Linked DNA regions of Homo sapiens: all the other regions are linked to region 2. Evidence: read pairs that join two places in POLR2A ChIA-PET (ENCODE). Cell type or tissue: Caco-2. All regions are shown on one strand. Links, peaks and the distances in the headings refer to the core of each region. The heading gives the core; the rest is flanking DNA.

Region 1 (8,000 bases), core at 1-8,000, 100 kb after region 2:
AATACAGCGAAGCATAAGGAAAATAAAGACAATCTAAAACCTCATAACCCAAAGATAACACACTGTTAACATTTTGGTGCTTTTTCTTCTGGATCTTTTTTTAGGGGAGTATGTGTAATTTTTCAAAAACGTAATTGAGCTTACATTATATGTACAGATTTATATACTAACTAAAAATGTTAAAACTGTAGTCTAGAGGCAAAGTGACTGTCAGGTTTTCAGTCCTGTAAGAAAATGTGGACTCTACCATATACTGCAGAAGAACATGTTTTGGCGTGTGGGTTTTTTTTTGTTTGTTTTGTGAGACTCTGTCACTCAGGCTGGAGTGCAGTGTGGCAATCATGGCTCACTGCAGCCTTGAACCTCCCAGGATCAAGCGATCCTCCCACCTTAACCTCCTGAGTAGCTGGGACTACAGTTACGTAGTACCATCACGCCTGGCTAATTTAAAATTTTTTTTGTAGAGACAGGGCCTCACTATGTTGCCCAGGCTGGTCTCAAACTCCTGGGCTCAAGCAGTCCTTCCACCTCTGCCTCCCAAAGTGTTGGGATTACAGGCGTGAGCCCCTGCTCCTGGCCTGGCATGTACTTGATATAGGAGCAGTGTCTAAAGCTGGCTGATTGCCCCGCACCGTCATTTTAATCAGAATGACTCATTTTTCCCATCTATAGCTAGTCTCAAAAATTAATAATAAATTACTTAACCCTCCAGGAAGTTTCAGCAAACACCCGGTTGATCATTTACCACTCTTATCTGCTATCTCTTAAATAATATTCTAGGACCAGAGCACAGGCATAATCTGCTAATTTACGTTAAATTATCTGTCTGCCAGTTAGAGCCAGGTAACTACAGTTCACAGTAGAGGCAGCAATCCATTCTTGCCAAGAAAGGATTCCATTTGGTTATATGCAGAAGGGAAACCCAGGTATTCAAGGAATATAAATTATAGATAAATTGCAATTTCAGGGTAAGGATTCTTCTCTAGGATATTTTGTGTCTCCATGAATTCATAAAAATAGAATTTTAGGAAACAAGAATACTTGTGTTGAACATATCAATCGGTATGCCTTCTTTGAGACTAAACATTTCATTGAAAATTAGCTGTTAGATTGATACCATTTAAATGGCTTATATGCATTTAAAGATGTAACAGATATAACTTTTTTGCAACTTTTTGTAAGTATTAAATTTAGCTTCAGGAATATGGTTTCATTTACTATTTTATAATTAAAATATAATTGTCACCCCCCCCTTTTTTTTTTTGAGTTAGAGTTTCACTGTTGTTGCCCAGGCTGGAGTGCAATGGTTCAATCTCGGCTTACTGCAACCTCCGCCTCCCAGATTCAAGTGATTCTCCTGCCTCAGCCTCCCGAGTAGCTGGGATTACAGGCATGCACCACCATGCCTGGCTATTTATCCCTTTTAAACATTACTTTTCTAAGACTGTCTCTTCACACCAGAGACTTGAAGATTGTTCAAAGTGCCGTGGGTTAAAAATAACACTTGTGGCCAGGCATGATGGCTCATGCCTGTAATCCCCGCACTTTGGGAGGCGGAAGTAGGTAGATCACTTGAGGTCAGGAGTTCGAGACCAGCCTGACCAACATGGCGAAACCCTGTCTCTACTAAAAATACAAAAGAAGTAGCCAGGTGTAGTGGTGTGTGCTTCTAATCCCAGCTACTTGGGAGATTGAGGCAGGAGAATTGCTTGAGGCCAGGAGGCAGAGGTTGCAGAAAGCTGAGATCATGCCACTGCACTCCAGCCTGGGTGACAGAGGGAGACTGTCTCAAAAACAAACAAACAAATAACAACAACAAAAACACTTGTGCTATGTATGCCTAGAGACCTAGCTCCTCAGAACCTGAGGCCAGGAGTTCCAGGACAGCCTGGGCAACGTAGCGAGACCCCGTCTCCAAACAAACAAAAAAACATTTATTCTGAGAGAGGGAAATAAGGGTAGGGATTGACTGGAAAGGGGCTTGGGAAACCTTTCAGGAGTGATTGTAATGTTTCATATCTTGATAGGGATTTAGATTACACAGGTATGTGCATTTGTCAAACTCCGCAAATGCACACCTATTCATTGCATGAACTTTTACACCAAGAAGGGAAAAAAAATCTAATTAATTAACATGCATGTTGAAGTGTTTAGCAGGAAGTATACTGATCTCCGCAGTTTACTTGGAAATAGGTCACAAAGTAAGATGGATTAATGGATATATTTGTGATAAGCAAGTTAATAGTGGAATCAAGATGGTGAGTATATGGGAGTTCACTGTAAAATCCTTTCAACTTTGCTGTATATTTGAAATTTTTCATAATAAAACGGTTTAAAAATGTTAAAAATTTTCACATCGGTGATTAGATATCAAAAAAGATGTTACAAATTTGTATCTGTGAAATTGTAGTTCCCACGGGGCAGAAACGGATCCATTGAATCACACCACTCCCGTGATCATTTTAACTTTGAGATTGATAAGAGAGTGAGCTAAGAATTATCAGGTTCTTCATCCTCAGTATGTTAAGGATCTCTCTTATCTTTCTCATTGAGTCTAAATATTTTTTTTCTGATTATTTTGCTGTCTTTGTTACTTGGAAATCAAGTAACATAAATCCTGTATAATTGTCAAAGAGGTGACATCTGTGTTTATTTCTGCATGTATCATCCAATGGATACCTAAACACTGTTTTGCTGAGACATTTTCTCAGGCTAGCACTCAATACAAATCTGTATTTTTCTATTCTCCTTCCTTCTCCTCCAGCTTTCAGTCTAGATGTTTTCTGATGGCATAGCTTTTGGATCAATCATTCTCTTTTTTTGCTCTGTCTTACCCAATATTAAAATATTACACCCTGTTTTTTTTTTTTTTTTTTGAGATGGAGTTTCACTCTTGTTACCCAGGCTGAAGTGGAATGGCACGATCTCGGCTCACTGCCACCTCTGCCTCCCGGACTTAAGCAATTCTCCTGCCTCAGCCTCCTGAGTAGCTGGGATTACAGGCACGCGCCACCAAGCCTGGCAATTTTGTAATTTTAGTAGAGATGGGGTTTCTCCACGTTGGTCAGGCTGGTCTCGAACTCCTGACCTTAGGTGATCTGCCTGGCTTGGCCTCCCAAAGTGTTGGGATTACAGGCGTGAGCCACTGCACCCGGCCTTGACACTCATTTTGTCCTATCTTTTGGCATGCCTGTTAATTTTTATTGAAAAGTGGGCATTGTATATAAAAAAATTGTAGCGACCCTAGATGATTTTCTAATATCTAGATGGCTTACACCATTTGCTAGGCAAATAGAATGGGGGCTGATTCCATTTATCTTGTCTGAGCTGACCACAGCAAGGGCGTGGTTTTGGTCAGGCTCCATCTCTTTTTGGTTTGCCTCTACTCTTTGGAAGTACCCTGCAGGAGTTCTGGCTAAGAACTGGGGCCCTTCCCCCATGGTGTGTCCTGAACTTTAATCTTTGTCCCCCACGGTGTGTCCTGAACTTTAATCTTTGTCTTCTTAGTACATGGGATTGGTGAAGAAACCTGCTGTGCTATTCAGAGGCTTTCTGCTTGGTTTCAGCCTTCTGACCTGTGCATCTTTGGGATTTTGTAAAATGTCTTCAGGGTAAAACACTCAGTTCTTTTCACAGGAATCCTAGGCCCTTGTCTCTATTTTTCTTTCTTCAGGCCTGAGACATTACCATGAGCTCTGCTGGTTTCTCTGCCTGTGAATAGTGGCTCTGGTCATGTTCCCAGGCTGCTTTTCTGTTTCCTCAGCCTCCTTCCTGGCACCTAGCATTGGCAGATTCCCTGAGGGGCAAAGCAGTTGTGGCATATTGGCTTGCTCCTAAAGGGTTTACCCTTCCGGATTGTGTCTCTTCAAGTCATAGTAGCTTCCACAGTTCTCCAAAGTCTTCAGACTTTGAAAAAAAAAATTTTTTTTTTTTTAATTTTCTCTGGCTGTTGGAGTTGTTTCTCTGAGGGATCTCTGGTCTGCCACAGGCTCTCAGTCATAGCCAGAAGCAGAGGCTACTTTATGCAAATCTTGCACATGTGCATTGTTACTTATGTTGCAGAAAAGGTGATGCTAGTCTGTGCTCCATTTACTAAGGAAGAAATATTCAGTTTATAGGGAATCGAAAATAAATTATCTGTTTATTTTATTTTATTTTTTATTTTTTCCCAGGACAGAGTCTTGCTCTGTTACCCAGGCTGGAGTGCAGTGGTGCAATCTTGGCTCACTGCAACCTCCGCCTCCCGAGTTCAAGCAATTCTCCTGCCTCAGCCTCCCGAGTAGCTGGGATTACACGCGCCTGCCACCACACCCGGCTAATTTTTGTATTTTTAGTAGAGACAGGGTTTCACCATGTTGGCCAGGCTGGTCTCGAACTACTGACCTTATGATCCGCCCACCTCAGCCTCTCAAAGTGCTGGGATTACAGGCATGAGCCACCGCGCCCAGCATGTTTATTAATCCAATAAATGTGAACCAGCAAATATAAACTTAACGTTTATGCATTACTGCTGTACTTTCTAACAGTGTCAGTGGTTAATTTAAAAGTCAGTAGAAGTTAAGTGATTTGTCTAAGGCAGAGTTTCTCAACCTTGGCACTGTTGACATGCTGCTTTGTTGTTGAGGCTGTCCTGTGCCTTGTAGGATGTTTTGCAGCCTCTGTGGCCTTTACCCAAGAGATGCCAGTAGCACCTTTCTCCCGCAGTGGTGACAACGAAAAATGCCCCCAGATACTGCCAAATGTCCCCTGGGAAGCAAAAGCACCCCTAATTGAGAACTACTGGCCTAAAGGAAGGGAATAGTTTTCCTAATTTGATATAATGCCAGAAAAGCAGAATTGGATTTTGAGTTACTCAAGTCATTGTCTCTGACCATTGGACTATATGCCAGCTTCATTCTTTTTTTTTTCTTTGGTAAAGATGGGGTCTCGCTGTGTCACCCAGGCTGGAGTATAGAGGCATAATTATAGCTCATTGCAGCCTCGAACTTCTGGGCTGAAGGGATCCTTCCACCTCAGCCTTGTGGGTCTCTGGGGCTGTAGGTGTGCACCACCACACTTGGCTTTTTTTTTTTTTTTTTTTTTTTTGGGCAGAGACAAGGTCTTGCTATGTTGCCTATGCAACATAGCAAGAACCCTTGGCCTCAAGAGGTCCTCTTGCCTCGGTCTCCCAAAGTGCTGAGGTTACAGGCATGAGCCACTCCACCTGGCCCAGCTTCATTTTTTACTGACAATTTGATGGTAAATTCTAGGGTCCTAAAAATGGTTGTAAGAGTAAATGTATTTTTTTTTTAACCATTGGCTTGCCATCTGTGAATTGGGAACTTAGGTCACTTGGTTGCTTATTCTAGGGTTAAGAAGACAGACTCTTGATTTCTAGGCAGTAGTAAGTGTTAACATCCTATGTGTGGTATCTCTTGGGCTTCTGCAGAGCAGTTCTGTTGCAGTCTGTCTTCATTGGATCTAATGCGTGTACAGCAGTTCTTTAAAACTGACAGGAGCAAACCAACACAGAGAAATCCACTCAGAATGTAAGTAGTAACCATTTGGAATGTAAGGTAGGAAAGACATAAAGAGATCAGAATTAGAGCTAAAACTAAGGGAGAAAAAGACAGCTTAGAAGATTAGAATGGACAATTTTGAATGGCATGACACTACCAAAAATAATTTAAGCTGTTAGCTCCCCTTTCTCTTATTCTGCGGACATTTTCCGGTTTTCCAAATCATTCTGCTTTGATGCCAAATGTCTTGTTAATAATGCATGGCTTTTTTATAGTACTCCCTTCCCATCATGCCTCTTAGGTGCTGAGTCAGAGGAGATGTTACAGCAGCAGCTCAGGAGAAAGGAGAAATCCCTCTGCAATGCTCAAATACTACTTTTTTTTTTTTTTTGCACATTTATCTCTTAGCAAGCTTTTCACTTTAAATACTCTAAAGCTTCAATTCAGGGGATGCATTTTTCTTACTGTTAAAGAACAAGACTTTTAAAACTATCCAAAAATGTCTAATAACGTGAGGTTTTTGAAAGCTCTTAAAAGCAGATCTAAATGTTAGTGTGTATTGTATTTGATTTCTAGGACAATAGCTGTTATTTTTCTACTTTTCTACCTATTGTCTGGATATGCCTCTTCTGAGTCCGTAATTTCTATTCTGTAAAATTTAAAATAATATTTTCACATTGCCTTTATGATAGACAGCTATAGGAGACAAACAGATAATTGAGGAAATGGGACAAATGATTGTCCGGTGAGCACTGGGATCCAGGCTTGGATCCAGCGTTTTTCTCCCCTACTGTTTGCCAGCCCATTGCATTCTGGGTGGCTACTCAGAGGCTGACTTTTGAGGCTCAGCAGTTGCTACCCCTGCTGCTTTCAAAGGCTGGGCTGTCTGGGTCACAGAGTTTTTCGTTTTCTGTTGGTTAGGAAATACTGTGTTTTGAAGGGCCCTGGTAGAGGGAAAGTAATTTTTGAAGCCCCTGGGTTTGTGGTATGAGTTGAGAGGAGGCACCCACTGCACCTGCTGAAGTTCCTTTTAGAGACGGCAACATGGAGAAAGTGTTCCTAGGTCTGTGATACACATGTTAGCCTCTTAGTCATGTCTGCCTTTAAACTGTGTAACACATCTTAACAAACTTGGGAAATCAGTTCACCTGATGCGGAGTGGTGTGTTTAAGTGCATAAATCAGAAGTTTCCTAGAGTGACAGTATTCTTTGTTGTCATGGATTTTTAAGGTGTAATTTAGAAATTGTTTACCTCTCTTCACAATCAGAATAACAATATTGTTGAAAATAAAATAACAGCATGGAAACTCTGTGTACTATATTCACAACTTTTCTATAATTCTAAAATTACTCTAAACTGAAAGGCTTATACAAATAATAACTGTGACTTCCTGAAGGCCTACTCTGTTTCAATCACTCTGGAATCTACATTTGTTATTTCTAACTCTCCTAAGACTGTAAGAAGTTTGGTCACGAGCTCAAGATCACACAGCTAAGCCGAGCAGGGACTCAAACCTCTGTCTTAGCTGAGTGAAACTCTAATCCTACCGCATGCCACCTCTGTTCTCTGGGGAATTGGAATGGAATTATTTGAACAAGGACGTGGCTCTTCAGTATGTCGTTTAAGTCTGCAGGTATGCCTTGATTTCTTTCTGTTGTAGATCAGTACTTACTGTATGGCACTTGCTGATTTTGCGTGCTTATGTCCTTGATATGTGGCCTCTTTCAGTTCAGGGACCAACTTTTTTTTCTTCTTGAGGAGTCTTGCTCTATCGCCCAGGCTGGAGTGCAGTGGCGCAACCTTGGCTCACTGCAAGCTCTGCCTCCTGGGTTCACACCATTCTGCTGTCTCAGCCTCCCCAGCAGCTGGGACTACAGGCGCACACTGCCACGCTCAGCTAATTTTTTTGTGTCTTTAGTAGAGACCGGGTTTCACTGTGTTAGCCAGGATGGTCTCGATCTCCTGACCTTGTGATCCGCCTGCCTCAGCCTCCCAAAGTGCTGGGATTAGAGGCATGAGCCACCGCGCCCAGCCAACTTTTTTTTTAAATTAAAGTAAATTCTGAATGAACACATTAGCGCTCACCATATACAAGACTCCCTTAGAGCTCTGCATGTGTTGCTTCTCTTCCTGACCCAGTGAGGTAGGTACTATTACTTTGCTCTTTTTTTTTTGAGATGGAATCTTGCTCTGTTGCCCAGGCTGGAAAGCAGCGGTGTGATCTCAGCTCACTGCAGCCTCCACCTCCTGGGTTCAAGCGATCCTCCCTCCTCAGCCTTCCAAGTAGCTGAGATTACAAGCATGTGCCACCACACCTGGCTAATTTTTGTATTTTTAGTAGAGACAGGGTTTTACTATGTTGGCCAGGCTGGTCTCAAACTTCTGACCTCAAGTGATCCACCCACCTCGGCCTCCCAAAGTGCTGGGATTACAGGCGTGAGCCACCGTGCCTGGCTGCAGTCTTTATTCTTAAATGTTTTACCAATATTAACTCATTCAAT
Region 2 (11,116 bases), core at 1,653-9,652:
CTGTACAATTTTTGACAATTATGCTCAATCTCTTCATGCCTCTGTTTCTTCTAAACAGAGTGATCAGGAAAGTCTCTCTGAGGAGGTGGCATTTGAGTTGAGGCCTGAAGGATGAGTTGGAGCCACTACGGGAAGAGTGTTCCAGGCAGAGGAAGCAGCACATGCAAAAGTCCTGAGGTAGAAATGAACTTGGCCACTGAAGAGACAGGAGGACAGCCAGTGGGGTTCATGAGAAACAAGAGACAAGGAGAGTCGAAGGAGATGAGATCAGATCATGAACTAGATTAGGGTCAGATAACAGAAGAGGAAATGAGCTTGAGGCAAGAGGGCCACTGTGCGTGCCCAGCACAGCACAGACGTGGGCCAGTGACTTAAGCAGAAGCTTTATTCATCAGCATTGGCCTCCCAGGAGGAAGAGAGGGTGAGAGACGTGAAAGACACCACCAGTCAGTCTGGCACTTTTTTTTCTTTTTTCTTTTGTATATCGAACACCTCACAATTTTTTATGTCATTCTTGCACAGGGGCCATGCTAATCTCTGTATTGTTCCAATTTTAGTATATGCGCTGCCAAAGTGAACACTTTTTTTTTTTTCCCAAAGACAAGGTCTTGCCCTGTCACTCAGGCTGGAGTGCTGTGGTGCAATCGTAGCTCACAGCAGCCTCGACCTCTTGGGCTGAAGCCATCCTCCCATCTCAGAGGCCTCTTGAGTAGCTGGGACTACAAGCATGTGCCACCACGCCCAGCTAATTTTTAATTTTTATTTTGTAGAGATAGGGTCTCACTACACTGACCAGTCTGGTTTTGAACTCCTGGGCTCAAGCAGTCTGCCTGCTTCAGCCTTCCAAAATGCTGAGATTACAGGCATGAGCCACCATGCCTGGTGAGTCTGGTACATTTTTACCAAGTGCGCTCACTGTGCCAGGCCCCGCCCCAAGTCCTGGCCTCCAGGCATACTTGCAGAAAAGATCAGAAACTCAGGGACAGCCAAGGCTAGAAAGAGGCATTTTTCTGAAGAGGATGCTTGATTGGCCAAAAAATGGATGGAAAGGTCCTCAAGGTCCCTTCTAAGCAGGCAATGCAACTTAAAGCACTTAGAGACATTTCACAGTCATAAACTGGCAGCAACTTGAAAACCAGAAAATTCCAAGGCCTACAGGAGTGATGAACAGCCCAGGCTCTGGAACCAGCCTCTCTGGGTTCATGCCATGCTCTACTATTCCTAGCTGAGTGACCTTGGGCTAGTTATTTGCCCTCTCTGTGTCTTCATTCTCCATCTATCTAGTGGAGATGATGATAGTACCTCACCTCAAAGTTTTTTGAGAGGTTAAATGAGTTATTTCATGTTAGATGTTTAGAAAGATGCCTGGCACATAGTAAGTGTCATGTGGGGTAGTGGTATTATTTTCATCGGTAAGGAAGTGCAGAAACAAGAACTCTTCATGTACTGCTGCTTGGCAGTTGAAACGTATGAACTCTGAGACCAGTGATCCCACTTCCTGGTATTCACCCTAGAGAAGCTTCAACATATGCAAAGTTGGGTGTGGCAGCTTTGCCTACAATGGGTCCAAAGTGCAGTGGACTAAATAGGCATCCATGGGATAGTGGGCAAGGAGACCATGACATGTTCCTGTAAAGGAATACTAGTGAGCAATTAAAATCAATGAATGGTGTGGCTCGCGCCTGTAATCCCAACACTTTGGGAGGCCAAGGCAGGTGGATCACCTGAGAGGTCAGGAGTTTGAGACTAGCCTGGCCAACGTGGCAAAACCCCGTCTCTATTAAAAATACAAAATTAGCCAGGTGTGGTGCCATGTGCCTGTAGTCCCAGCTACTCAGAAGGCTGAGGCAGAATCGCTTGAACCCAGGAGGCAGAGGTTGCAGTGAGCCACTGCACTCCAGCCTGGGTGACAGAGCGAGACTCTGTCTCAAAAAAAAAAAAAAAAAAAAAAAAACAATGAATGAATGGCTGGGCACGGTGTCTCACGCCTGTCATCCCAACATTTTGGGAAGCCAAGGTGGGAGGATCACTTAAGCCCAGGATTTCAAGACCAGACTGGCCAACATAGTGACACCCCATCTCTAAAAAAGAAAATAAAATGAATGAACTAGATCTAAACAGATCTTAAACATACAGTAATGTTGAGTGAGAAAAGGGACTTGCAGAAGTTAACATTTAGTATGATACCGTTTGTGTAAATATTAAATCCACAAAACAATGTCATATATGTAGTAATAACAGGGTGATAATGAAATATTTAAGAACCGGCATGACCTAGGCACTGACCAGTCAGAACAGAGGCTGGCCACATGGGTCCCAATGGGTGGTCCACACTTCCATCACTCCTAGGATGAAGATGTGGCTTCTCCACGCCCACCAGCACTTCTACCTTCGCCACACCTGTCCTGTTCATTCTATGCCTTATTAGCATTAGCTGTGTGACCTCAGACAAACTGATTCATCTCTCTGGGCTTCAGCTTTTTCATCTATAAAATGGGAATAATAGTAGCAAAAGCTAATACATACACAGCATTTCCCATGTGCCAAGCACTCATTGTAACCCTCATACTAACTCTTTGTGGTAGGTTCTATGATTACTCCCATTGTGCATATGAGGAAACTGAGGCACAGAATGGCTGAGTAATTTGCTCGTGGTCTGGAGAACCTTAATTACAGGGTTGTTGCAAATACATACTAAATGATACATGTTAGCAGCTTAGAAAAAAGTCTGGCACTGAATAAGTGGTCAATAAATATCAGCAGGCAGGGCACGGTGGCTCACACCTGTAATCCCAGCACTTTGGGAGGCCACGGTGGGGGGATTACCTGAGGTCAGGAGTTCAAGGCCAGATTGGCCAACATGGCGAAACCCCATCTCTACTAAAAATACAAAAAATTAGCTGGGCGTGGTGGCAGGCTCCTGTAATCCTAGCTACTTGGGAGGCTGAGGCAGGAGAATCGCTTGAACTGGGAGGCAGAGGTTGTAGTGAGCCAAGATCACACCATTGCACTCCAGCCTGGGTAGCAAGAGTGAAACTCCATCTCAAAATAATAAATAAATAAATATTAGCAGTTGCTATTATGTCACTGCCTTACTCATAAGCATTCAGTGGTCACCACTGGCCTTAGGAGACAGTTTGAATTCCACATCATGGACCACAAGGTCATGGTCTATTCCCTTACCGCCCCTCTTCCTTCCCTCTGTTCCCCTTGTTCTCTGTTCTCCAGTCAGAGAGAAGTGGGCTTCTCTCACTTCCTCCTGCACCCCTCACCTTCCCTGCCACTGGACCTTTGCATATGAGATTTTCCCTTGCCTGAAGTGCTATTCCCTCTTGCCCTTCTTTTGCCTGGTTAGCCTCTAAACACCTTCACACATCATGTACAACGGCACCTGTTTCAGGAGGTCCTGTTAGAATAGGTTGAGTTTTCTTGGTCTATGTGTGTGTAACTGTCTATAATTTCCCTTTTGGAATGCTCTCCCTCCTGGAATTGCTTGGTGTTGATATCCTCCTGTCAATGGTGAGCTCCTGGAAAGCAGGGGACTCTTCTGATTTTATCATTAAAATTTTTTTATTTTAATTTTTCTTTTTTAGAGCAGGGTCTTGCTCTGTCGCTCAGGCGGGAGTACAGTGGTGCGATCGTAGCTCACTGTAGCCTCGAACTCCTGGGCTTAAGCATTCCTCCCTCCTCAGCCTGGGACTACAGGCACACACCACCACTTAATTTTTTTTTTTTTGGTAGAGATGGAGTGGTCTCCCACTGTTACCTAGGCTGGTCTCAAACTCCTGGCCTCAAGGGAGCCTCCCACATTGGTCTCCCAAAGTGCTAAGATTACAGGCATGAGCCACTGTGCCCAGCCCTGACTTTATCATTGTTGTGAGCCTACGGCAGATACTACAGATTGGCTCACTCACCTATCCCATTCCCCTGTAGTGTGACCTCCTGTACTGTAAAGGCCAGACAGAGAAAAACTACATTCTGAGATTTCTTTGCAGCAAGAGTGCCTTATGTGATCTGGGTTCCCCTAGTAAGCCTTGGAGACAGAAGCAAGCAGAAGGATGCCAAGTGGTGGAGTCTTCTGGCAAGCACAGTGGGAGCGGTATCTGGTCCTTCTGGGGAAGCATGGGGCAATTCTAGCAGCCTGTCTCTAGCTACCTAGGTCCTGAGTTTGGGGAGAGGGGGGCAGCAGCAGCAGTGATATTTTGATTAGAACAGTTCAACAGTGAAGGTGAGTGTTGCTCCTGGCATCGATGCTCCTGGCTGCACCGTTTGTGGCTATTTAACATCTAGAGTACTTCCTACCTTTCATAAATCCCTTTGTGGGCCAGGCACGGTGGCTTATGCCTGTAATTCCAGCACTTTGGAAGGCCGAGGCAGGTGGATCACTTGAGGCCAGGAGTTTGAGACCAGCCTGGCTAACATGGTGAAACCCCATCTCTACTAAAAATACAAAAAATTAGCCAGGCGTGGTGGTGCATACCTGTAATCCCAGCTACTTGGGAGGCTGAGGCAGGAGAATCACTTGAGCCCTGGAGACGGAGGTTGCAGTGAGCCGAGATTGTGCCACTGCAGTCCAGCCTGGGCAACAAGACTCCATCTTAGAAAAAAAAAAAAAAAATTCCTTTTCTGCTTAAGCTGGCTCTAGTTGACTCTGCAATTTAGAATTCCTTGCCCAAGCACTCCATAAATATTTCTTGAATGAATGAATGAATGAATGATGACCTCTCAGGAATCTCTCTCTTTCCCACTGATTATATCCCCAAGATGGAACATCTCAGTCTGAGTCTACATCACAGGCCCCAGATGGGTAGGGTTCTTTCAAAGGTCAGGGACAGGAAAATGACGTTGAATGTCCTTATCACTGGCCGGACAAGAACACTGAGGCCTTGCAGATGAAAGAATCCGAGGAAGGAACTGGGGTTATCTCCTAAGGCAGGTGGGGGGCGCTGGCTAGGAGCCTTGGAATGAAAAGGGTTGGGAAAGGTTAGTGTGTGAGAATGAGGTGGAGAGGAGGCAGCCAGGGTGGATCACTCAGCTGTCCCAGGGCCTCTCAGGGGGCTTTCTCTTACTGGGTCCCTTTCTGCTATGCACACTGATAAGTCAACTCAGTGCATATACTTCCTTTGAGCTGAAAAGCAGGCTGGAAAAATACAGTTATGAGGCAAATATTTTAAAAGAATTCTTGAACCATGCGTCTGCCAGAGCAGCTTTAGCTGTGCGTGACAGAAAACCAATCTTACGAAACGTTTAGGTTGGTTTCCTGCAGAAGCAGATCTGAGACAAGGATTTGTGTGCAGATATTAAATCGTTTACTTGAGAAATGATCCCAGGAAGCTCTGGTCGGGGAGGGAAGTAGGACAGGGAAGGGAAAGAAACCAATAGAAGGTAAGTTACTGAGCAGGTTATCACTCTGGGCAGCTGGGGCTCAACCCTGCTGGGGAACTGTGGGACACAGAGTGCAATACACCTCAGAATTATCCAGGTGAAGGGCAAGGGAGTGGGGACATTTATCCACCAGCCCCTGTCACTCATTGGTTAAGGGCTGCTTGTAGGGGAGGGTGAAGCCCCCAGCATTCTCAGACTGTGTATGCAGAGCGTATATGAGAGCAAAGCCCTCAGGCTGCAAAGATAGGCGTGGAAATTTGAAGCCATCCACTCACTGTGGGTCAAAAGGATGAATGCCAAGGGGATATGGACACAGAAGCCACGTCATCTGCTACAGTGACTTAAGTCCAAAGAGGAACCATATTGAGGATGGGCGCGGTGGCTCATGCCTGTAATCCCAGCACTTTGGGAGACCAAGACAGGTGGATCACTTGAGGTCAGGAGTTCAAGACCAGCCCGGCCAACATGACAAAATCCTGTTTCTACTAAAAATTCAAAAAAGTTAGCTGGGCGTGGTGATACGTGCCCATAGTCCCAGCTACTCAGGAGGCTGAAGCAGGAGAATTGCTTGAACCCGGGAGGTGGAGGTTGCAGTGAGCTGAGATGGTGCCACTGCACTCTAGCCTGGGTGACAGCGAGACTCCATTTCAAAAACAAAAAACAAAAAAACAACAAAGAGGAACCATATTGACTCATGGAGAATAACATGTTCAGGAATATGTGGCTGCCTTCAGGTACAGCTGGATTCAGGGGTTCATAAGTTATCAGGGCTCAGTCTTTCACTCTCACAATGGTGGCTACCTTTGAGCTTCAGACCCTCTTCATACCAGCCTAGCGCAGCAGAAGCAAAACAATCCCAGCAAAAACCTGAGGGATAACTCACTGGTCCACTTGGGGCAGGTGCCCATTTCTGAGCCAATCCCTATGGGCAGAGAAATGAGGGGTGCTGATTGGCCAGCATGGAGCATTGGCCTTCCTGGAACCAAGGATAAAGTTAGTGCTGCATGCCTTTCACATGGACAGGGAGTAAAGAAGGGGGCTCCCAGAGAAATTAGGATGCTGTTATGATAGGGGAATTCATAGTGAGTAGACAAAACCAAAAGGATAGATGTAATCTAAATCCCCACTCTGCAGACAAGGAACTACTACCTTAAAAATATACAATAAAATATTTTTTATTATCTATCCCTAGGTAAGGGAAGGGCCTTGTCCCAGCTCATTCAGTTAGCAGCACCCAGCTTCCTGTCTTCACCTGGTGTCTTTTCTTCTGGAGCAGGTGGTCTCCCAATAAACAGGGTTTGTTTACCCAACACAAACACATTAGTGTCCTTCCTGTCCTAGCTTCTTCTCCCAATCCACACTCAAGGTGACTCTACTACATATATTCCTGTTTTTTGTTTTTAAGAGACAGGGTTATGCTCTATTGCCCAGGCTGGAGTGCAGTGATGTGAAGAAGCTGGGACTACAGGCATATACCACCACACCCAGCTGATTTTTTTTTTTAAACTTTCTGTAGAGTTAGGGGTCTCACTATATTGCCCAGGCTGGTCTCAAACTCCTGGCTTCAATCAATCCTCCCGCCTTGGCCTCCCAAAGTGCTGGGATTACTGGCATGAACCACCCACTGTGTCTGTCTACTTCCTGCTTTTGTTAAATTAAAAAAAAAAGAACATATTTATTTATATATATATATATATATATATATATAGACAGAGAGAGAGAGAGATGAGACAGATATAGCTATAGATAGATAGATAGATAGATAGATAGATAGATAGATAGATGTATACACATATGTTGAGATGGGGTCTTGCTCTGTCATCCAGGCTGCAGCACAATGGCGCAATCAAGGCTCACTGCAGCCTCAACCTCTCAGGCTTAAGTAATCCTCCCACCTCAGCCTCCTGAGTAGCTGGGGCTACAGGCACACGCCACCATGCCCAGCTAATTTTTTTAAAAAATTGTTTTGTAAAGGCAGGGGTCTCATTGTGTGGCCCAGGCTGGTCTCGAACTCCTGGCCTCAAGTGATCCTCTCACCTCAGCCACACCTGGCTTAAATAAATATTTAAATCCCTATTTTCAAGACAGAGAAACTGAGAGTTTAAACAAATGATGTAATGCTGGGGTTGACATGAGCCATGTGGGCATGTCGGGGAACAGTTCTTCACTGGCTATAAGTTAGTCATGTGGCTACCCCTAGCTGCAAGGAAGGCTGAGATAGGTAGTAAAGCCATGGGAAGCCATGTGCCAAGCTAAAAATCAGGTATACTCTTACTAGGAGAGAGAAGACAAGAACACAAATTAAGGGATCATTTGCAATCTTTGACCAAAACAACTGACTCTGAGATGATCCATAAAAGGTAACTGCTATTGTTGTCTCTTTTTTGAAAAACTCAGAAGGTATATTTGTTTTTGTTTGTTTGTTTCTGTTGAGACAGAATCTTGCTCTGTCACCCAGGCTGGAGTACAGTGGTGCAATCTCGGCTCACTGCAACCTCTGCCTCCGGGGTTTAAGCAATTCTCCTGTTTCAGCCTCCCAAGTAACTGGGATTACAGGCGTGTGCCACCACACCCGGCTAATTTTTGTAGTTTTAATAGAAACGGGGTTTCACCATATTGGCCAGGCTAGTCTTGAACTCCTGACCTCAACTGATCCACCCACCTCGGCCTCCCACAGTGCTGGGATTACAGTCATGAGCCACCCTGCAGGGCCTCAGAAGGTATATTTGAAAGATGCGCATAAATGCTGGGTACTGATATCGTTCTGCACTGGACTTTGGAATCAACAAAATAGAGTTTAAATTTTTATTTCATGCCTTCCTGGGCTGTATGACGTTAGGAAAGTTCCTTAACCTCTCTGAACCCTGCTTTCATCATTTGCTAAGCAAGGATAATGGTATATTACTCATCAACGGCTGGGAAAATCAAATAAGACAATGGACATAAAGTTGAAGTATAGTATTCAGTCCAAAGAGGGTGTTCAATACATGGTCATTTTATTGATAAGGAGTGTATGCTGGGTTAGAACATGAGCTTGGAGATCAGAGAGACCTGGCTTTAAATACAGACCTTCACTTCCTGGCTGAGCAAATTATTTAACCTCTCTGTGCCTCAGCCTCCCAATATTTGAAATGGAAGCAGTAACAGTTCCAGCCCACTGGGTGGCTGAAGCATGAAAGAATGGATGGCACATTTTATTTTATATTTTATTTTATTTTATTTTATTTTATTTTATTTTTTGAGAGATGGAGTCACCCTCTGTCATCCAGGCTGGAGTGCAGTGGCACGATCTCTGCTCACTGCAACCCCTGCCTCCCAGGTTCAAGCGATTCTCCTTCCTCAGCCTCCCAAGTAGCTGGGATTACAAGTGCCCACCACCATGCCCAGCTAATTTTTGTACTTTTAGTAGAGATGGGGTTTCACCATGTTGGCCAGGCTAGTCTCGAAATCCTGACTTCAAGTGATCCACCCGCCTCGGCCTCCAAAATGCCCGGCCAGATGGCACATTTAAACCAGTCAAGCAAGTATGCTTTCGCTTTATTTTGTGTTATTATTAGGTTCCTTTTTCTCTTTGAGGGCATGGAGGAAGAGACAGGGTCAAAAGGCTGTTGCTACAAACATACAAAGTTTGTAGTAAGTAAGTCTTACACAAAAGAATACGTGTTATGTGCTGCCATTTCATCAAGTTCAAAAAACGGCAAAAATCATCACTGCTGTTGGAATCAGGATAACGGTTATCGCTTAGGATGGGAAAGACTTGAAGGGAGCTTCTCCGGGGCGGGGAATGTTCTGTTCCTTGAGCTGGGGGCTGGTTACCCCGCTGTCTGCCTTTGTGAAAATGTATCGAGCCATCGCTCCCCTGTGCACTTTCCTTATTTGTGCACTTTTCTGTATGTCTGTTACACTTCAATAAAAAAGTTTTCCCCCAAAAGTCTCTGTGGTCTGTTGGAAGCTGGCAATGGCCAAGGGGCTGAGGCGCACAGGTGGGGACCCTTCCTTGCTAGCCACCGCAGTTTCTGTTTCAGCTTGAGGTACAGCAATCAACTTCCTCTTCAGATGCATGACTTGCTGCTGACCTCTAGAACCTCTGGCCACAAGGCTCCTCTTGCCCCTGTAATGTGGCCTGATTCCATTCCTTCATCTGGGTCCAGTCTGGTGCCAGCCAGCCTGACTGTCCATATTATCAGACGCCAGGACTGTGGGACAGACTTGTTTAGAAGGATATTTTGATCAGTAGCCTTGGGTGGCAGCTTCAGATCAACCTCATATTGAACTTACAAGGAGGGTTGGTGCTGTCTGTTCTTTCTTTTTTTTTTTTTTGAGACAGAGTTTCACTCTTGTTGCCCAGGCTGGAGCGCAATGGCACGATCTTGGCTCACCGCAACATCTGCCTCCCGAGTTCAAGCGATTCTCCTGTCTCAGCTTCCCAAGCTGGGATTACAGGCATGCGCCACCACGCCTGGATAATTTTCTATTTTCAGTAGAGACAGGGTTCCTCCATGTTAGTCAGGCTGGTCTTGAACTCCCAACCTCAGATGATCCGCCCACCTCGGCCTCCCAAAGTGCTGGGATTGCAGGTGTGAGCCACCGCGCCTTGCCTGTTCTTTTATTCATTAATTCAAACGACAAGTTGTAGACACCTAACATGTACATGGTTCATGGTTTGTACAAGGATACTTCATTCATGCATGCATGGATTCATTCATTCATTCATTCACATACCTGCTAGGCACTGTGCTAGGTGCTGGGAACGCATCTGTGTAGAAAACAGACAAGGTCCCTGCACTCCTGGAGCTGATTCATTAGTAGAGGGAAACGGAAAATAAATAAATAAATTGCCCAGCATGATGGTTCACTTATAATCCCAGCACTTTGGGAGGCTGAGGCGGGTGGATCGCTGGAACCCAGGAGTTTGAGATGAGCCTGGTCAGCATGGCGAAACCCCTTCTGTACAAAAAATACAAAAATTAGCCAGGTGTGATGATGTGCACTTGTGGTACCAGCTACTTGGGAGGCTAAGGTGAGAGGATTGCTTGAGTCCAGGAGACAGAGGTTACAATGAACCATGATCACACTACTGCACTCCAGCCTGGGCAACAGAGTGAGACCCTGTCTCAAAAAAATAAAAATAAACAAGTAAATGCACAGTATGTTAGATGGTATGAGTGCTACGGAGAAAATTTAAGCAGAGACACGGACAGTGAGTGCAAGACGTGTTTGGGGGCAGGTTGCAATTTTTAATAGAGTGTTCAGAAAATGACTTCCTGAGAAGATGGCATTTAAGCAAAGACTTGAGGAAGCCAAGGGAGTTGGCCATTTGAATGTATGAGGGAGGGCTGGGTGTGGTGGCTCACACCTGTAATCCTAGCCGTTTGGGAGGCTGAGGTGGAAGGAATGCTTGAGGCCAGGAGTTTGAGATGAGCCTGGGCAATATAGTGAGACTCCCATCTCTACAAAACAATAAATAAATTATTTATTTATTTATTATTTAATATATTTCATTATTTAATATATATATTATATATAAATATATATACATATATTATTTAATATTATATATAAATATATATATATTTAATATAATAAATAAATAAATTAGCCAAGCTCGTGGCACACACCTGTAATGTCAGCTACTCAGGAGGCTTAGGTGACAGAACCAGAACCTGTCTAAAAAAAAAAAAAACAGTATGTGAGGAAAGCCTGAGAAGGAGCAACCATCATTAAAACAATA
Region 3 (11,116 bases), core at 1,674-9,673, 370 kb after region 2:
ACCATAAGTGCTCATCCCAGAACAAGATATTTCTTAGAACTTCACATTGGCCAAAGTTGGTTTCGGCCAAATGTCACGTGGCCTAGCAGGCCAAATGTGAAGTGGTTCCCCAGCTTGTCTGTTCTCTGTCCTCAGGCCAGTGTCCCTACCCCCCACCTCCTTGAAGGGCTGTGCAGGAAATCCAGACCTTCTTGCCCAGCCTTGGCCACGTGTTTTCTCCGAACTGGGGAGACCCACAGGTGAGTCAGCAGGACATCATGCACATGGTGGCCTGGGTCCCGAGAACATCTGCTTTAATGGAGTCCAGAGAATGTTTCCAAACACGTCTTCCCTCTCCTCTCACCAAAGCTTTTAGGAGAAAATGTCCAGAGCTCTCTGGATGTCTTCCAGGAACACATTGACAATGAGTTGTAACCTCACCCTGAACTCATGGTGCTGCATGACTGGCCACCTTTGTTGTTTGGAAGACCTAGAATCCTTGTTTTTCTCAGGCCCTGATCAGCAGGGCTGTGCTTATCTGCATGGTTGTCTTAACAACAAATCACCAGTGCCAGTGTCCTCTGAGGATCTTTTCTTGGCTTCATGGTGAGAAGACCAGAGTTTGAGGGCTGACTTTTCCTCTTAGTGGTGAGAGACATTGGGCAAGGTATTTTACTTCTCTTAGCCTTGGTTTCCTTTTCTGGCAGGAAAGTTTGGAGCTCACAGTTTCCTTCAAGCTCCACATAGTTCTCATGGTGTTTGTTTGACTACCTTGAGGAAACAGAGTGTACCTTGCCTTCAACCACAAAAATACACTGACTAATGAGTATTGTTGCTACAGCCACCTGGACATGTGGCCATAAACTGCCCAACCCATGGTGTAATGCTGGGTTTGCCTTTCATGGAGAGAGAGATTCATGAGACATTTCAGAGGACTCTCTGTTGTCCCGGAGTCCTGAGGAGTCTGCCTGGAGACCTGGAACTCATTTGTTTGTTCTTTAATTTGTGTCTACTGTATGCCAGCCCCTTGCTAGGCATGAAGGACACAACAATACAATCAAGAAAAAGAACAAAGACCTGTGGCTCTTAAAGCTTGCATTCTAGAAGCAAAAGGAGAACACTAAAGAAATAAGAGACAAATATATAATATCACTGCATATATGCAAAATGTCAGGAGTAAGGGGACTGGTATTCATGGGGTGTGGGTGCCATTTGAAATAGAGTGGTCAGGGAGAGCCATTCTGGGGATGTGAGATTTAAGCAGAGACCTGAAAGACACAAAGAAAGGAAACAGGCCTATATATGGGGCTGGAGTGTTCTAGGCAGAGGGCACAGCAAGTGCAAAGGCCCTGAGGCCAGACCATGCCTGTTGTGCTCCAGGAACAGAGGGGAGGCCAGCATGGCTGGAGGGGAGTGAGCAAGGGGAGGAGTAAAGGGGATCAGGCCAGAGAGATACGGAGGGGCCAGGCCCTGCAGAGCCTTGTGGGCTGTTCTAAGGACTTTGGCTGTTGTCCTCAGTATGCTGGGAGATAGGGAGGTGTTTTGAGCAAAGAAAAGTGCCCTGGTCTGGCTTAGGTTCTAACAGGATCCGTATGGATGAATCTGGAGAATGGACTGTGTTTTATTGTACGGGCCAGGATGGAAGCAGAAAGACAGTGAGGAGGCAACTACAATCATTCAGGTAGAAGAGGATGTGGCCTGGCCCAGGGCAGATCTCTGGGGGTGGTGAGAGGTGGGCATGTTCCAGGTGCCTCCTGCAGGCAGATCTGGAAGGTCTTGCTGATGTGGTAGATATTCTGAGACTCCCTGTAGCTGGTGGCTCAGCGAGCCTCCCCCATCACCAGCCTCAGCAGGACAGTCTAGACTAGAGTCATCCGCCTCTGCCCTGCACTCTGCCTGCCTGGTGATGAGGGGCCTCTCCCATCCATGCCGTGGGCACTGAGGCACCGAGCTAGGCCCACCCCTGGCTTCCCCAGGTGGTGAATCAGAGGGAGCTCTGGATTGGAGACTTTTACTCTATGCATGACACTCCTTAGCTCTGTGACCTTAGACAAGTTCCTTCCCCACTCGGAACCTCAGCTTTCTTGTCTGTAAAGTGGGAATAATGAAACCAACACTGCTACCTCCTAGGGTGGCTGGGAGAATCAAGTGAGATACAGGCTGGACACAGGGTTTGAAGCCAGCGCAGGGGGATGGTCATGAATGAGTTAAGCGTGTGTACATTATTAATAGTATCATTTCATCCTTTCTACCATCTCATGGGCTGTTGGGAAACTTTAACGTCGATTCAGATCAGGCCATGGCTACACTAAGTCAACATCTCTCACTTTGATTTAGTGGCTAAAAAGCCTGGGCTCTGGAATTGTTCAGAACTGGGTAGCACTCCTAGCTCGGCGCTGTGAGATGCTGTTTCCAGAGGAGACAGCTTAAAAACCACAGACATTCCCCTCCAGTCCGCAGCAAGACCAGCTTCACAGGGTGGGAATTTTCTCTTGCCCATGTTCAGCAGATCTACATCCCCAGGGGTAGGCCTGGCCCTGCCTCTGTGCCTTGGTCAGCCTGTCCCCATCCCCTGGGAGCACCTAAATTGGGACTGTGGGCTGCTGTTCCTCCTGAGAACTCGGGTTTACTGTCCCTGTTCTCGGGCCTCCCTTGTCTCTTTCACTCCCTAAGGAGAATTGGGACAGGGTCCCTCCAGCGGAGAGAAGCCTGGAAGACTTCTATTTTTTTGAGACTCCTGGAATATTAATTTATAAAGAAAACAACAACAAAATGAAGACATCCCTAAAGTTGCAGTACATTTAAGATGTAACATTGAGCAAATCGTGACAACCTGCATAAAATCACAACATAATATAAATGTGTAACTCACATAACTCACAAGATAACCCCAGGATTTATTCGATTTGTTTATATATTCGTATTTTAAACCCATGGCATTCTCTAGGAGTGGTTCAGTAAGGGATGCAGGGGTAGTGTTGTTTGAGGAATGCAGTCTTTTTTCGTTGTTATCATTCTGTCCCTGTTTGTGTACCTAACCCATTTAGAGATAAGGTCAAAATTCTAAAAATACTGGAATGTCAGTTTTCTGAATAGCTACTATATTTCCCTAGTATGAAAGTCAAAGTGTTCAAAAGGGCACACAGTGAAAAGTTCTCTCCCACCCTGTCCCCCAGCCACCCCGTCCTCCTCCCCAGGGGCAGCCACTGTTACCAATTTCCTGTGATCGCTTCCACAAATAACATATCCATATATAAGTGAATGCATATATGTACATATTCTTTTTTCCTTGTTTTATTGAAATGGGAGTTTGTTATACATTCTGTTCTCGCGGTGCTTTGCTTGCTAACAGCATACCTCGGGGACTGTTCCCTATTTATGCATATTGAGCCATCTCTGTTCTTTTTACAGCTGCATAGTGTTCATATTTACAGCTGCATATAAATGACCCTCTGTTGAGTTAATTTTTCCCTGTTGATGGACATTGAGGTTGTTTCCAAACTTTTTGATCGAATAAACAATGCTGCAGTGAATAATCTTATACCTATATCATGAAAACTCTTGTTTAAGATCCTTAGAAGCCAGGCGCCTGGGTCCTGCCCATAGTTACATCTACTCAGGAGGCTGAGGCGGGAGGTTCCCTTGAGCCCAGCAGTTCGAGGCTGCAGTGAGCTATGATTGTGCTACTGCACTCCAGCCTGGGTGATGGAGTGAGATCCTGCCTTTAAAATAACAATAATAAAATAAAATAAAGATCCTTAGGGATTGTGAGGTCTGCAAGGAATGGCACTCCCTTTTGCCCACACCAACCCCTTCCTGGGAGCTGAGGCTTGAATGAGGAGGGCAGTCCCAGAGTGGGGGAAGAGCATTCCAGGCAGAGGGAGCTATAGTGCAAAGGCCTGGGGTAGAAATGAGCTCAATCTATGGGAGAACAGCAAGAAGGCCACTGTGGCTGCATGGGACCATGTGAGAGAAGGGTAGTAGGAGATGAGGTTAGAGAGGACTTTGGGGGACAGGTGAGATTTGGTGAGATGGGAGGGAATGAATGAATGAAGCCTCCAATACGATAAGCGAAAAAACATGATATTCCAAGAGATAGGCGTGGTCCTCCCCCAAATTTTGGTTGCTGGGAAGACTGGCAGTCCCTCCCCAGCTGGATCCCCTAGGCCTTTTGCCAGCATCACCTACAGAGAGGAAAGAGCCGTGGGCTCTGTCACAAGGCTGGGGCTCACAGCATCACAGCCCCCACCCCCTGCACCACCCCAATAGCTTCCTTCAGTGGACTTAGCTATGGCCTCTCCCAATACCCACGCTGGCCTGGGCCAATCACATTTCAGGTGGATGGGAACTCGCGGGACCACCACTTCAGCCACCTTGGGCTCTTTGCCGTATTTATATTCTCAAGGCGTCTGCTGCTTCCCTTATTCTTCCCCCTGTCCTTACATGGCCAGACCCACTGTTCAGCTCACAGGTCACCTTCTCAGGCCACTGAATATCAAGTTGCATCCCCACCTTCTTTCTCCCACCACCTACCCAGCCTGTCCCATCCCCTCAATGTTTGGAGCCACCGTGAAGGGCGATGGTTAACAGCTTGAGTTCCAAAGCCAGGCTGCTCAAGTGGAACCCAGGAGAAGCTGTGAGCAACCTACTTTCCAGCTCATCCCCTCATGAGGTGGAGGTGATAGAGCTTCCACCTCTCAGACCGGAGCAAGATTCAACAGGTAAATACACACAAGCCATTCTGAACGGTGCCGGGCAGATGGTCCTCAAAAAGCTTAGTCCTTTGCCTTTCCACCTGGTGCTGATCCCTGTCTTAAATGATCTGTCTTGTTTTTTAGTAGAGACAGCGTCTCACTGTGTTGCCCAGGCTGGAGTGCAGTGACACAATCATAGCTCACTGCAACCTCAAACTTCTGGGCCCAAGTGATCCTCCTGTCTCAGCCTGCCAAGTAGCTAGGACTACCGGTGTGTGCCACCACACCTAAGTGTGTTTTGTTTTGTTTTGTTTTGTTTTTAGAAATGGGGGTCTCACTATGTTCCCCAGGCTGGTCTTGAACTTATGGCCTCAAACAATCCTCCTGCCTTGGCCTCCCAATGTGCTGGGATTACAGGTGTGAGCCACTGTGCCCGGCTGATCTATCCTTTTATGCGTTTATGTATGTGTTGTCTGTCTCCCCTCTGAACCATGAGCACAGGAAGCATGTATTATCATTTGGGTTCAGCTCTATGCCCCAAGTGACATTTAAACAGGCCTTCAAGGAAGAGCTGGAGTTAGCCCAGGCAAGAGGAGTAGGGAGAGAACACAGCCCATGTGAGACCTCTGGGATCGGAATGGTGTGGGAAGCAGGGAGCTGCATGGCAATAGGGGTGCCGTTAGTAGGACTCAGATCCCGTAGGGCCTTCAAACCTCAGTGAGAAGTGTGGATTTATTCTGAAGGCACTGGGGAGCCATAGAAGACTCTAAAGCAGAGGAGCGACAAGATTAGATCTTATAGAAAGATCCTTGGGATTCTCTGGAAGGAGGAGTCAGAGGAGACAAGAGTGAGAGCAAAACCACATCGAAACATTATTGCCTTTCTAGAGTCAGACAGACTTTCTCCCTCTGCTCGTGCTCTCCCTCCGCCCCTCTCCATGAACAAAACCGTAACTCATTTTCTCCCTCTGGCTGGCCCTGGCATCCTTCCTCTAATACCACTCATTATTTTAATTAAACTCTGGGATCTGTTTTACTAACCTGACATCTTGCTTAGGAAAACCAAAAGAGGAGTTGCCCGGAGCCAAGGAAGGGAAGTTGCCAGAGGATCGAGGAAAGGTTTCCATCTGCCCTGTGGCAGGAGGGGGCCCCTCTTACCCAGGTCCAGCACTTAAAGGGGCAGCCATGCACCATGCTTAAGGATATGAGCACTGCGGTGGCCTCTGAGCTCCATCACTTACTGGGGAGAGTGACGCAACCTCTGAAGCTGCTTCCTCATCTATAAAATGGGGATATTAATAGTTCTTCTCTTATAGGGTTTTGTGAGGTTTAAATGAGTTAACACAGTGCTTTTCAAACTGATGGTCATAAAATCAATCTAAGGGATCACAACCACCACTGAAAACCCAAGAACAGAAAGTATCAGAGTACATTATCATCATGGGGATACGTCTTGTGGGTGGAGCGTTTATTTCAGGGTATGTGTACTCGCCGGGTTTTTTTTTTAGAACTATATTTATTACTCTGGTCCCCAGTCCAGAAGGCTTGAAAGCTACAATTAAAGTACTTAGGCAAGTGCATGCAGCAGGTGCTCAAACTGTGGTTGCTGATATTTCTTGTGGTAGCAAGAAGATTTTCCTTTTTATTTCCCTGCAATGTCATTGGGTTTTGCTCCATCTTACTCATGGGGAGACTGAGGCTCACAGAGAGAAGAAGCCATTCCAAAGCTACATGACCACACTGAGCTGTGAACTGTGGCCTGACCCTGCCTGAATATGGCCTGAACTCCCATCCAGAATCTTCGTGAGGTCGAGGGAGGGTCATGTGGCTGCCAATGGCATAATGAGAGCTCCCGGCAGCCAGGGTCTGGCAGGATGCAGGAAAGAGGCTGGTAGGGGCATCTGGGGCTGGGCCACCCTTGGCTGTGGCCCTGGAGGCAGCACAAACCCCTACCCTGGAGATCTCTCCTCTCCACACCCACACCTGCCCACAGCCCATACCCCACAGTTACCAAGGGAAACAGGCGCCAGAGGGGAAAGGCTGCATTTCCCTCCTTCCTTGTGGGCTTTCCAGAAACCAACCCATCTAGAAGAGCTCTCCACGTGGAGCAGGGGAAGATGAGCGGCTGAAGTAGGGCAGATCTGCAAACTTCGGGGGCTTTCAGGAAGATTCCATGAGGCAAGGACTGGGAACCAGTGCCTGCCTGAGAGGCTGAGGGGCAGAAGATCTGGGTCCCAGCCTTGGTTCTGCTCTGGCAGGGCTATGTGCCTGGGGCCCCGTTCCTTCCCTTTCCTTCTGGACCTCAGCTTCCACATCTGTACAGTGGGTGTGGTAGCTCCCATGATCTTCAGGGGCCACACCACTCAGATGTCTCGAAAATGCTCCCGTTGAGTGTGTTTCTAGTTATGAGAGGTCGCTTCAACATCCCCACTAGGGAAGGTATTGTGTATTCATTCATCCAGCAAACATTTACTGAGTACCTACTGTGTAACAGGCAGCTAGTGTTGCACAGGGATCAAGACAGACATAGTTCCTGTCCTCTCAGGGAAACTTCATTCTAGTGAATGAGACAATTACCAAGTCAAGAAGGAAATGATGAGTGCTTCCAAAACCCTGAAAGAGGGTCATGAGATAATAGATGAGGATAAAGTGGCTAGGGTGGCCAGGGAGGTCCCTCTGGGGATAACGGATGAGCTGAACGCTGAAAGATAAGAAAGACCTGCAGAGATCTAGGAGAGGAGCATTCCTGGCAGGAACTGTAAGTGCAAAGGCCCTGAGGCTGGACCCAGTCTGGGATATTGGAGGAGCAGCAGGGCCAGTGGCTGCAGCAGGTTTAGCTCAGCTGGTGGATGTGAGTGGAGAGAGGTAGCCGGGGCCAGATCAGACAGGGTCTTGAAGGCTGTGTGAGGCGCTGGCTTTCATTCCAGGTGCACTGGGACTCCACTGGGGGCTTTTGAGGAGGGCAGTGGCAGGATCAATGCATGCTTTAAAAAGAGTGTTCTGATTGGAAAACAGACTGCGGGGGTGAGGGAGGACATAGGGACAGCACAGGGACAGCAGTGAGGAGGCCACTGTAACAGTCCTGGTAGGATACATCAGGGGCCTGGCCCAGGGTGATGATCGGGGAGGCAGGAGAAGTGCTCAGACTACTTTGAAGGTGGAACCCATGGGATTTGCCGATGAACAGAAAGGAGTCGAGGAGGGCTCTTGGGTCACAGCCTGAAGATCTGGGAGGATGGAGGCACCATTTGCCAAAAAAGGCAAAACATAGTACAGAGCAGGTAGTGGGGGATCAAGAGCTCTTTGGCCTTGTTAAGTTTGAGAAGCCCAAGCGACATCCAAGTGTCAAAACAATCTTCCTCCCACCCAGCAAGGCCCGAGAGCCCAGATAGAGGGTGGAGGGGAGCCTGCCCGGGGTGGAGATTAATGCACATAACCCAGTTCTCTCTGCCCGTGGCTATTTGGGTCACTTGGACTGCAGGTCCTCACCCCTCTGAGCCTGTCAATCACCCCCACCCCACCCTGTCCCTGTCCTTTTCAGTCTCTGGAACCTGCTGCCAGGAGAATGCTCAGGGAGGGAAATGCTCAGGGAGGCACACCTCTCTCACTGGCTCCTCGATGAACCCTAAATTTCCCTGCCCCTTTGCCTTTGCTCTTACCGTACCCTCTGCCCAGAATTCCCTTTCTCCTCTTCCAATCTCACACATCCAAATTCTTTTCATCCTTTTATGTCAAGCCCAGAAGCCTCCAAGAAACTTCCCCAGTTCCCACGTAGACTAATAAGAAGAGTATTTTGAATGCCTGCTGTGTGCCAGGCTCTCTAAAAAGTGCTCTACCTTTCTGATCTCATCGAATCTTCAGAGGCAGAGATTATCATCTCCATTGTATTCATGAGAAAGTTAAGGTTCAAAGGGGTAAAAAGTCACTATCTTGAGGTCATATGAGCAAAGTGGCAGAGTGGAATTTGAACTCTATGATTTCTGTTATGTTTCATAAAGCAACTTAGGTGCTTACTCTGCTGAAGGGGCTCTGGGCTTCTTGAGGGGATAGATTGAGTTTATTTAGTTTTTGCATCCCCAGAATCTGCCACAGGCTCTCCATAAATGCTTGCCGAATGGATGGATGGATGGATGGATGGATGGATGGATGGATGGATGGATAGATAACAGATGAACAAATGGACAGATTACTGAACATATAGATGGTGCATAAGTAGACAGATAGATAGATAGAGTAGGAAAAGAGAGATAAGAGAGGTATGAGAGAGAGAATTTCTAGCTGGTGGAAGAGGGAAAGAGCAAGTGCCAGGCGCACGCTTCTATGCCTGTGGACACGTAAGGCCCCAGGCATCTGCTCACTTCTACCATATCCATTGGCCATGCCTAGCTGTAAGGGAGGCTGGGAAACAGTCTCTATTCTGGGCAGTATGTTTCCCAATGCACATCAGTGGATCTATAACACTAAGAAAAGGAGAGGTTGGATAACAGGGACATATTCTGCCCCACTTAATATCCCATCTCAGTATTTTTTTTCCTTCATAGCACTTATCACAATCTGCTATTACCTTGTTTATTTGTTTATTGTCTGACTCCCCTACTAGAAAGTAAGCTTCATTGTGGTAAGGAATCTTGACTATCATGTTCACCACTATATCGCCAACAGTACAAATGAATGAAAATTAATTAACTTATTAATTAAGGCAGCTTGAGCTTTTTCCTTCCACACTAAATTTTTTCAGAGTTTTCTTTTGTCAACATGTAATTGCACCCTGGGGGAGATGTCAGACATGTGGCTGTCATCATGAATGCAGCAGTGCCGAGAGAGTGGCAAGTCCCTATTCTACAAAAACACAGTTTAGCTGAATGTCACTTAGGGAATGTCATGTCAAAATAATGTAATAAAAATACCAAACATGAATAAGACGGAGGAGAATGTTGGGAGCGTGAAGTCCTCAGCGGGCCTGCAGCAGTCAGACCTAATTACTCAGGCAGGCTCACCCCTACCAGATAGGGTCAGCGCAGGAAAGGGGACTGCAAAGCGTGCCCGGGGCTGCAGCTCAGGTGGCCAATGGCCCTAGAAGCCCCCTCCACCCTCTAAGCTCAAAAGACTGTCTTTCCTGCCTGACCAGCCCAGCCTTTCCCACCTAGGCTCATATGAAGGCAGAGATTCTGGTTTTAAGAGATAAGGTCACTGGTTCTGAAATGTGGTGTATCTGTGGCCTGTGTGGCTTCCACGAGACAGTGTACTGTGGTTAATAACAGGGGCTCTGAGCCCAGCTCTGCCTGAGTTCAAATCTCACAGTTATCTCTTGCAACAGAGACCAAATGGTGCACAAAGACTAAAATATCTACTATTTCTGCTGTGGAACCTTGCCCGAGGATTCCAGTCTCTCTGAGACTCCGTTTCTTCATCTGAACATAGGGCTGCCTATCTCATCAGGGTCCTATGAGCTAAGACATGTAAAGCCTCTGGAGCGGGGGCCAGCAATCCAGGGCCTGTGGGCCACATCTAGCCCACCCCCTGTTTTGGTACAGCCCTCAAGCTAAGAACAGTTTTTACATTTTCAAGTGGCTGAAAAACATCCAAAGAAAAATATTGTTTCGTGACATGTGAAAACCATATAAAATTTAAATTTTAGGACCATCAGGGTTTTTGGAACAGAGCCATAACTCACAAACTCATTTCTGTTTATCTGTGGCCGCGTCTGTGCTGCCCTGCAGAGTTTAAGGGTTGTGACAGAGATCATGCGGCCCCCAAAGCCTAAAATATTTACTCTCTGACCCTTTTACAGACAAAGTTTGCTGAGCCCTGGTTTAGAGAGCATTGCCTTATTCAGGCCCTTAGGGAAGCAAGTGTGGAGTGGGCCCCAGGCTGCATCTATTAAGCACCAACTGTGGGCAACCTCTTGGGTTAGGCACATTATATTTGTCATCCCTTTCACAATACTCTGAGGTCAGTGTGACTGTCCCCACCTTATAAATGAAGAAACTGAGACTCAGCCAGGCACGGTGGCTCACGCCTATAATCCCAGCACTTTGGCAGGCCAAGGCAGGTGGATCACCTGAGGTCAGGAGTTCCAGACCAGCCTGGCGAACATAGTGAAACCCCATCTCTACTAAAAACACAAAAATTAGCCAGGCATGGTGGCAGGCACTTGTAATCCCAGCTATTCAGGAGGCTGAGGCAGGAGAATGGTGTGAACCCAGGAGGTGGAGGTTGCAGTGAGCCAAGCTCACACCACTGCACTCCAGCTTGGGTGACAGAACAAGACTCTGTCTCCAAAAAAAAAAAAAGAAAGAAACTGAGGCTCTAAGAGGTGGTGGAAGCTCCTCACCCTGGCCTTCAAAGCTCTGCCTGATTAGCCCACAGTCGCCCAGCTGGGTAAGTGTTAAAGCTGAGATGTGAACCCAGGGCCTTCTGATTCCACTGAGCCCCCTGCTTCTC

The links. ChIA-PET counts read pairs that join two places held together with the same protein. Peaks named below come from ENCODE experiments on the same cell type or tissue, not always from the same donor. Only the 100,000 strongest peaks of a DNase experiment are listed, where the experiment ranks them.
Region 1: POLR2A ChIA-PET joins it to region 2 with 6 read pairs; 10 of 35 experiments call an interaction of 5 or more read pairs at or near these places.
Region 3: POLR2A ChIA-PET joins it to region 2 with 5 read pairs; 2 of 35 experiments call an interaction of 5 or more read pairs at or near these places.

The regions. Positions count from the first base shown.
Region 1 is chr20:49,683,814-49,691,813 of GRCh38, reverse strand. All of the region lies in intron 1 of B4GALT5 (beta-1,4-galactosyltransferase 5), which reads left to right. Among named protein-coding and RNA genes, the nearest start is that of B4GALT5, 26 kb to the left of the region's middle. RefSeq lists a silencer at 3,982-4,081 and an enhancer at 7,828-8,000. In Caco-2, for the core only: no CTCF peak of the experiment used is centred there; DNase peaks (open chromatin) are centred at 393 and 593.
Region 2 is chr20:49,784,276-49,795,391 of GRCh38, reverse strand. It overlaps the pseudogene RNU6-919P. Among named protein-coding and RNA genes, the nearest start is that of SLC9A8, 23 kb to the left of the region's middle. RefSeq lists an enhancer at 9,470-9,709. In Caco-2, for the core only: a CTCF peak has its summit at 8,518; DNase peaks (open chromatin) are centred at 4,921 and 5,471.
Region 3 is chr20:49,410,207-49,421,322 of GRCh38, reverse strand. The region is part of intron 1 of KCNB1 (potassium voltage-gated channel subfamily B member 1); the gene reads left to right. All of the region lies in intron 2 of LOC105372649 (a long non-coding RNA gene), which reads right to left. Among named protein-coding and RNA genes, the nearest start is that of KCNB1, 67 kb to the left of the region's middle. In Caco-2, for the core only: no CTCF peak of the experiment used is centred there; no DNase peak of the experiment used is centred there.